Linked DNA regions of Homo sapiens: region 2 is linked to region 1. Evidence: read pairs that join two places in POLR2A ChIA-PET (ENCODE). Cell type or tissue: A673. All regions are shown on one strand. Links, peaks and the distances in the headings refer to the core of each region. The heading gives the core; the rest is flanking DNA.

Evidence for each region. ChIA-PET counts read pairs that join two places held together with the same protein. Peaks named below come from ENCODE experiments on the same cell type or tissue, not always from the same donor. Only the 100,000 strongest peaks of a DNase experiment are listed, where the experiment ranks them.
Region 2: POLR2A ChIA-PET joins it to region 1 with 11 read pairs; 2 of 35 experiments call an interaction of 5 or more read pairs at or near these places.

The regions. Positions count from the first base shown.
Region 1 is chr2:175,605,898-175,608,822 of GRCh38, forward strand. LOC107985962 (a long non-coding RNA gene) reads right to left here. Exons shown (of 4, transcript XR_007087312.1): 4 at 1-2,925. Among named protein-coding and RNA genes, the nearest start is that of LNPK, 390 kb to the right of the region's middle. In A673, for the core only: no CTCF peak of the experiment used is centred there; no DNase peak of the experiment used is centred there.
Region 2 is chr2:175,371,291-175,374,215 of GRCh38, forward strand. No RefSeq gene overlaps it. Among named protein-coding and RNA genes, the nearest start is that of ATP5MC3, 190 kb to the left of the region's middle. In A673, for the core only: no CTCF peak of the experiment used is centred there; DNase peaks (open chromatin) are centred at 1,211, 1,901 and 2,341; H3K27ac peaks cover 2,370 bases.

The DNA.
Region 1 (2,925 bases), core at 90-2,589:
GTCTCTAAGGAACAGCATAGACCCCCCTCCACCTCCCACCTTGCCCCCTTGATTCATTCGTAATTTCTTATTTGGCAATAGGAAGAGGGAAATTTCAAACAAAATATTTTTCACCACCTGGAAAACAATCTACCTGAAAGCAGATTCCTAGTGCTCATTACTGCGAGGCTGGGCTCATCGCAGCCATTGTCATGCAAGCACAGTTGTAAGTAATAATGTGGCCTTTAATGACGGAATGATGGACCTGCCAAACACTTGCTCCTGCCATGGACTGCTTGCATTTCCCTGCTGGAGAGCACAGAGATGCCCATCTGGGAGTTATTAACATATCCTCGTCAATTCAGAACCGACTTTAACATAATCCATATTTGTTGGAGAAAGTCCAACATCAGCTTGAGAACAGCAGTCACGTGCCTCAATGACACATTTCAAACAGCACACACCGAGCATGCTTGGGCAGCTAAGCAATTCAGAAATGCAAATAGCTGAAGCACTCTCCTGACTAGATAAAAAGGACAAATCCCTTTTGGCAAGAGACTGGATAGCCTCTTAATGTTGCAGGAAAACAACCAAACTGGGAAAGGTACAAATTCCAGAAGCATCAGTTTGGGTTTGGTGAGTCACCAGGAAGGCATCTCTTTTTTGGTTTATTCCAATCATGTTGGTACAATCAATCTCGGGTCGAACTTTGGACTTCAGCTGTTGTCAGGCAGAGCTGTTTGTCTGGGATTCAGGAATACAGATGCTCTTAAACCAACAATGTTGCACGTTGTACGCTTGCTTGTTGACATATGTACAGTATAAGCACACATCTCTCCCTTTAAAACACAACAAAGAGCTATCAGTTCCAATTCAACATCATCTTAGTTCTCGTTCTGAATGGGTTACCTAATGTGAATAAATCTGTGGAAAAAGCTAGATTGGTTATGGTCCTTAATATGAGTCCTCATAAAATTAATTTGTATCAAAATATCATGTAAAGTCTGTGGAAGTTATCTCCAAATTAGGCACTGGTTTTTGTGAGTATAGAATATGTGCCTGGATACTTTTTGAATTATTTTAACGTGCTGAAAATACATTTCATCAACTAAATGCCTTTGGTTGATAGATACTATTGGTGTTATCTGTACCTTGTAGTGAAATAAATTAAGAAATAAGGGGTAAAAAGCACTTCCTTGAGGCCACCACCCATTTCTATTGAGGTGGATTTTGGTAAAATTGCAATAAAATCCTATTTCAGATTACGTAAACCAAAGCCAAATGCAAATTCTTCCTTCAAATATTTAAATAGATGCACAGGGCTAGATCACTAGATAATAGCATTGTACCACTATTAGATTTTCTTCATTTGATAATCATATTGTGGTTATGCAAGAGAATGTTTTTGTTCTTAAGAAATACATGTTGAAAGTATCTAGGAATAAGGGGTTATGATATCTGCAATGTTCTCAAATAGTTCAGCAAGATAAAAATAATGAAAATACATACACAAAGAGAAGACAAATGTGGCAAAATGTTTACAACTGATCAACATAGGCAAGGGCTGTATGTGTGTTCCTTGTGCCATTGTGGCAATTTTCTAGTAGGTTTGAAATTTTTCAAAATAAAAAATCAGAAATAAAATCAATTAGACTCACAGCTAATAATATGGACTTCTTAAAAATAAAATTCACTGTTTGGAAACTTTCTCTTATTCACTGTTCTTTGCTTAATGATAACATTTTCTTTATGTTCTTTACTTAATGATAACATTTTTAATAAGGTGGGGAATGACCTGGAAGAAGAGGAAGACAGGAAGTGAGAAATAGCTTACCAAGGGACAGGAAAATGAGGCAGAGAGACAAAAAAGGTGGGAAAAGTGAGATAGAATAGGAGAGAAGAAAATACCAAAGGGAGGACAAAGCGCACCTCAGTGCAGTTCTGAGCCAGAACATCTGGGGCAACCAGGGGTAATGCTCCAAGGCTGGGAAGAAGACGGGGCAGAGATCTTACCCACATGGTAGGGACCATGCAAAAATGTTCACTCTTCCTGCAAGCAGAAGTGGCTTGGGCAGCACAGCTTCTAATGGTAGCATGCAATTTCTTCTAGTAGAAAATATAATTCAGCCAAAAGGCAAGGTAGAGGCTAGATTGAGGGTTTCACCATAGGACTGAGCACAATGCTGTGGAGGGAAGCCACCCACACCCCTCCCAGGCATGGGAACTGATCCGACCCTATTAGGATAAGAAGAGTTGGGCTGGGGGAGGTTAGTGGGGATGGAGATGGGAGGTGAGTATCTTTAGCTGAATTCTACCTTTGTGGTGCTATAAAAGTTTTGACTGTAAATATAAACATTAAGAAATAGAAAATAATTTGCCTTTATTAGAATATGTGTATAATTTAAAACATTTTTTAAGTTTATTTTTGTAGAGACAAGGTCTCAAACTCCTGTAATTTTGTAGAGACAGGTCTCAAGTAATTTTCCTGTCTCAGGCTCCCAAAATGCTGGGATTACAGGTGTGAGCCTCTGCACTTGGTGAGGTATGTAGTTTTTTGTTTGTTTTTTGTTTGTTTGTTTGTTTGAGATGGAGTCTCACTCTGTCACCCAGGCTGGAGTGCAGTGGCGTGATCTCGGCTCACTGCAAGGTCCGCCTCCTGGGTTCACACCATTCTCCTGCCTCAGCCTCCCGAGTAGCTGGGACTACAGGCACCCGCCACCACACCCGGCTAATTTTTTTGTATTTTTAGTAGTGACGGGTTTCACCGTGTTAGCCAGGATGGTCCCGATCTCCTGACCTCGTGATCCACCCGTCTCAGCCTCCCAAAGTGCTGGGATTACACGCATGAGTCACTGTGCCCCGCCCAGGTATGTAGTTTTTAAATCATTCATGTGAGCTGCAGAAAATCATGGCAGTGACAGAGGTCACTGCAGTTGTTCAGCCTAG
Region 2 (2,925 bases), core at 161-2,660, 230 kb before region 1:
GATGTGGCGTGCATGACCTCCCATGGTCCTGTAATAAGATCTGGCATGCTAACAACATTGGCTACAGATCTGTCATCTATAGGTCTGTCTGTCCCTCCCCCTCCCTCATCTCCTTATCTAAGGTTGAAGAATAAATGAGCAATTGAAGCACATGGGACCTCTAGATGAAATTGGGTAAATATGTATGCAAAGTGGAGGGTGTGCTTTTGTGTTGCTAGGACATATATTATGGTCTCTCCTTCCCACTTTCACTACACACATATGTGGTCAGTATGGTAAAGGAAAGCTGTTTCCTTATTTGCTTTTATTGAGGGAATGTGGCTTGTAATCATCCCTGATGAGTGCTGGGAAGTGAGAGCTCAGTGCAGAGCTGGCAAGCAAAGTAGAACTTCAGAATCACTCCTGGTGGGGCTGGGGGTAGGGTGGTGGAGAAAAAAAAGGAAGAAGAAAAAACTGAGATATAAAACACTTCAAAACTATTTAATACTCCCCTTCCTTGTTATCTGTGTCCTTAAAATTTCAGATACTTTTCTTTTTTCTTTATTTTCTTGCTCTTTCACTTAAGGAAGAGAAGTAAAGACTGACAGCCAGACAGGAAAGTGGCTAGTTCAGACTGTGGCCCACAGACCTGTGGGTGAATGGAAGAGAGTGGTCTGAAAATTGAAATGTCTTCTGTTGGATCCAGGGTCACATGCTTCGGGAGTCTGGTGACATTTGTTTTTTTCCTTCCCATAGGAGCTTGCTTTCCATAGGGCATGCATGAGAGTTAGCTTGTGTCCCTGATGAGAAGATTTAAGCTGTGGGGAAAGGGGGTGCAAAGGAAAGTGAGTGGGTGCAAAGACTGGGAGTGAGTTGTCCAGGAGTCACTGGTCTGCAATGGCAGTGCTGAAAAATGAAGAAAATGCTCATCAAAAGAAGAAGGTTTAGAATTTAACTTGTGGTGAATCTGGGTTTTGTGAACTGTTGTTTAGTTGGCACTTAATTTAGCATACTAGTATTTTATTATAACATTTCATCATTTAATGTCAGGTAGCAAATTATTACTCAACAGAGTATTATTGACTTAATGCAATTAGGCTTTTGAAGCGTTCTGAAGCTGGAGAGCTCTTTTACATGGGTCTTCTTCCTGGAATGCAAATCTGATAGCTATGGAGCAGGCAGGAATTAACCATGTCCCTATGAACTCATTTATGTTAGAAGAACCCCCAGTAATTTCTCTGCAACTCATTGGTTTTTCAGAGAAAAAAGTTTTCAAAGCAATGCTATGGAATATACTTGCAAGTATATTAAACCTGCCTTAGTAAAGGCAGATGTTTTCAATGATCCAATTGCTTATTTAACAAATTGATATTGAGTGCCTACTGTGTGCTCCTCACCAGGGCAGGTGCAGAGGAAACAATGAAAAATGTGACATGCTTGGTCTCTGCCCTTGGTCCTGTGCTCACTCTTGAGAAATTTAATATATGCAAAGAAATACATTTAAAGTAAAAAAAACCACACACACAAATATATTGATCATGAGCACTGAAGGCAAAAAATAATTAGCATTACTCAAGTAATTTATGATCCTAATGGGCACTGAGCCATGTGCTGCAGGCCTTAAGTCATTCAGTAACAGAGTCTTTCTGAGCTCTGGTTCTATAAAAAGCACCATGTCACATACTGTTGGCAATTGTCAAGAAAATTAAAGACATTAAGCCCTTGAACCTTATACTTGTATTTTTTTTCCTCAAGAATGCAAGATGGAATATATATCTCAGAAAAACTGTAATCAGTTTGAGACATATGATATGTATACTTAGGCTTCATTTCCTCATTTTGCATTATAGATGTTTTGCTGAGCTGTTGACTGTAAGTGGAATCATTTGAAATGCGTGATTTCAAGGAACCCTGCCGTGATTTCTTTTACTAAGCAGAGGAGAACCTTTTTAACATGGATAAATTACTGTAAATGTTCTTTCCTCTAAATCTGATTTGGTAAATTGGGTGTTTCCTGAGCAGGCCTAAATGGACAAATGTGTGCATATGCATGTATAACGTACCTTAGTCAATCTGTGTAATCAGAGGCAGGAATTGTGGGTTGACCTTGCCAGGGAATTTTTAAGCAGAACTGACTGCAGCCAGTGGTCAGCGAGGGCCACTTCTTCCTAGACTTTGCATAACTCCAAACAGCCACAAGCCAAGGACAGTCATTCTGAGTAAGCAGGAATGGAGAGAAGGAAATCAATATTATCATCAGTGTTGTTTAACATTTCTTTGTTAAGCTTCACAGCCTAACAAATATTTTACAACTCGTTTGTTCCCTAGTCTGGTTAACCAAGAAAAAAATCCGGAAGGAAACGAGCTCTGTTCTCAAGCTTCTGGGAGGGAACTTACTGTTCTCTTTAACCAGTTAAAGGCCATTAAAAGCGTGTGGTTTTCCTTTAAGGCTCTTACTTAAATAGACAAAATTCAGGACATTTTTACTGGAGGTACCCCTTACTTCTTTCATTTATGTGTAGATGGCACAAATATCATCCCTGTGGCAAGGGCTGTAGCTGGATAGAAGAATGGCATATTTTGAAATGGAAAGACAGGTTGATAGCTAGGGAGATGTCTCTCCAGCCTCTTGGCCCTTACCTGCAGCTCCTTCCCACATGGGGGCAGAGATCAATGGGGCCAAGAGCAAGTCATCTGGCAGAGTAGGGACTCCCCAGGACACTCCCAGCCATTCTTCCCAGTGTATATCATATGAATGGACAAAAGGAGGTCGCAGGTGACATTGGCCTCCAAAAGTGCAAATGCAGCTTGTTCTGTAGAGAGGTATAGCTCAGTGGTAAGTTGCAAAAAAAAAAAAAAAAAAAAAAAAAAAGCATAAAATAACTCTTTCTTAAGTCAGACGCCTTGAAGTCAAACATACTGGAAGTCAGTGTACCTTAGTAAAGA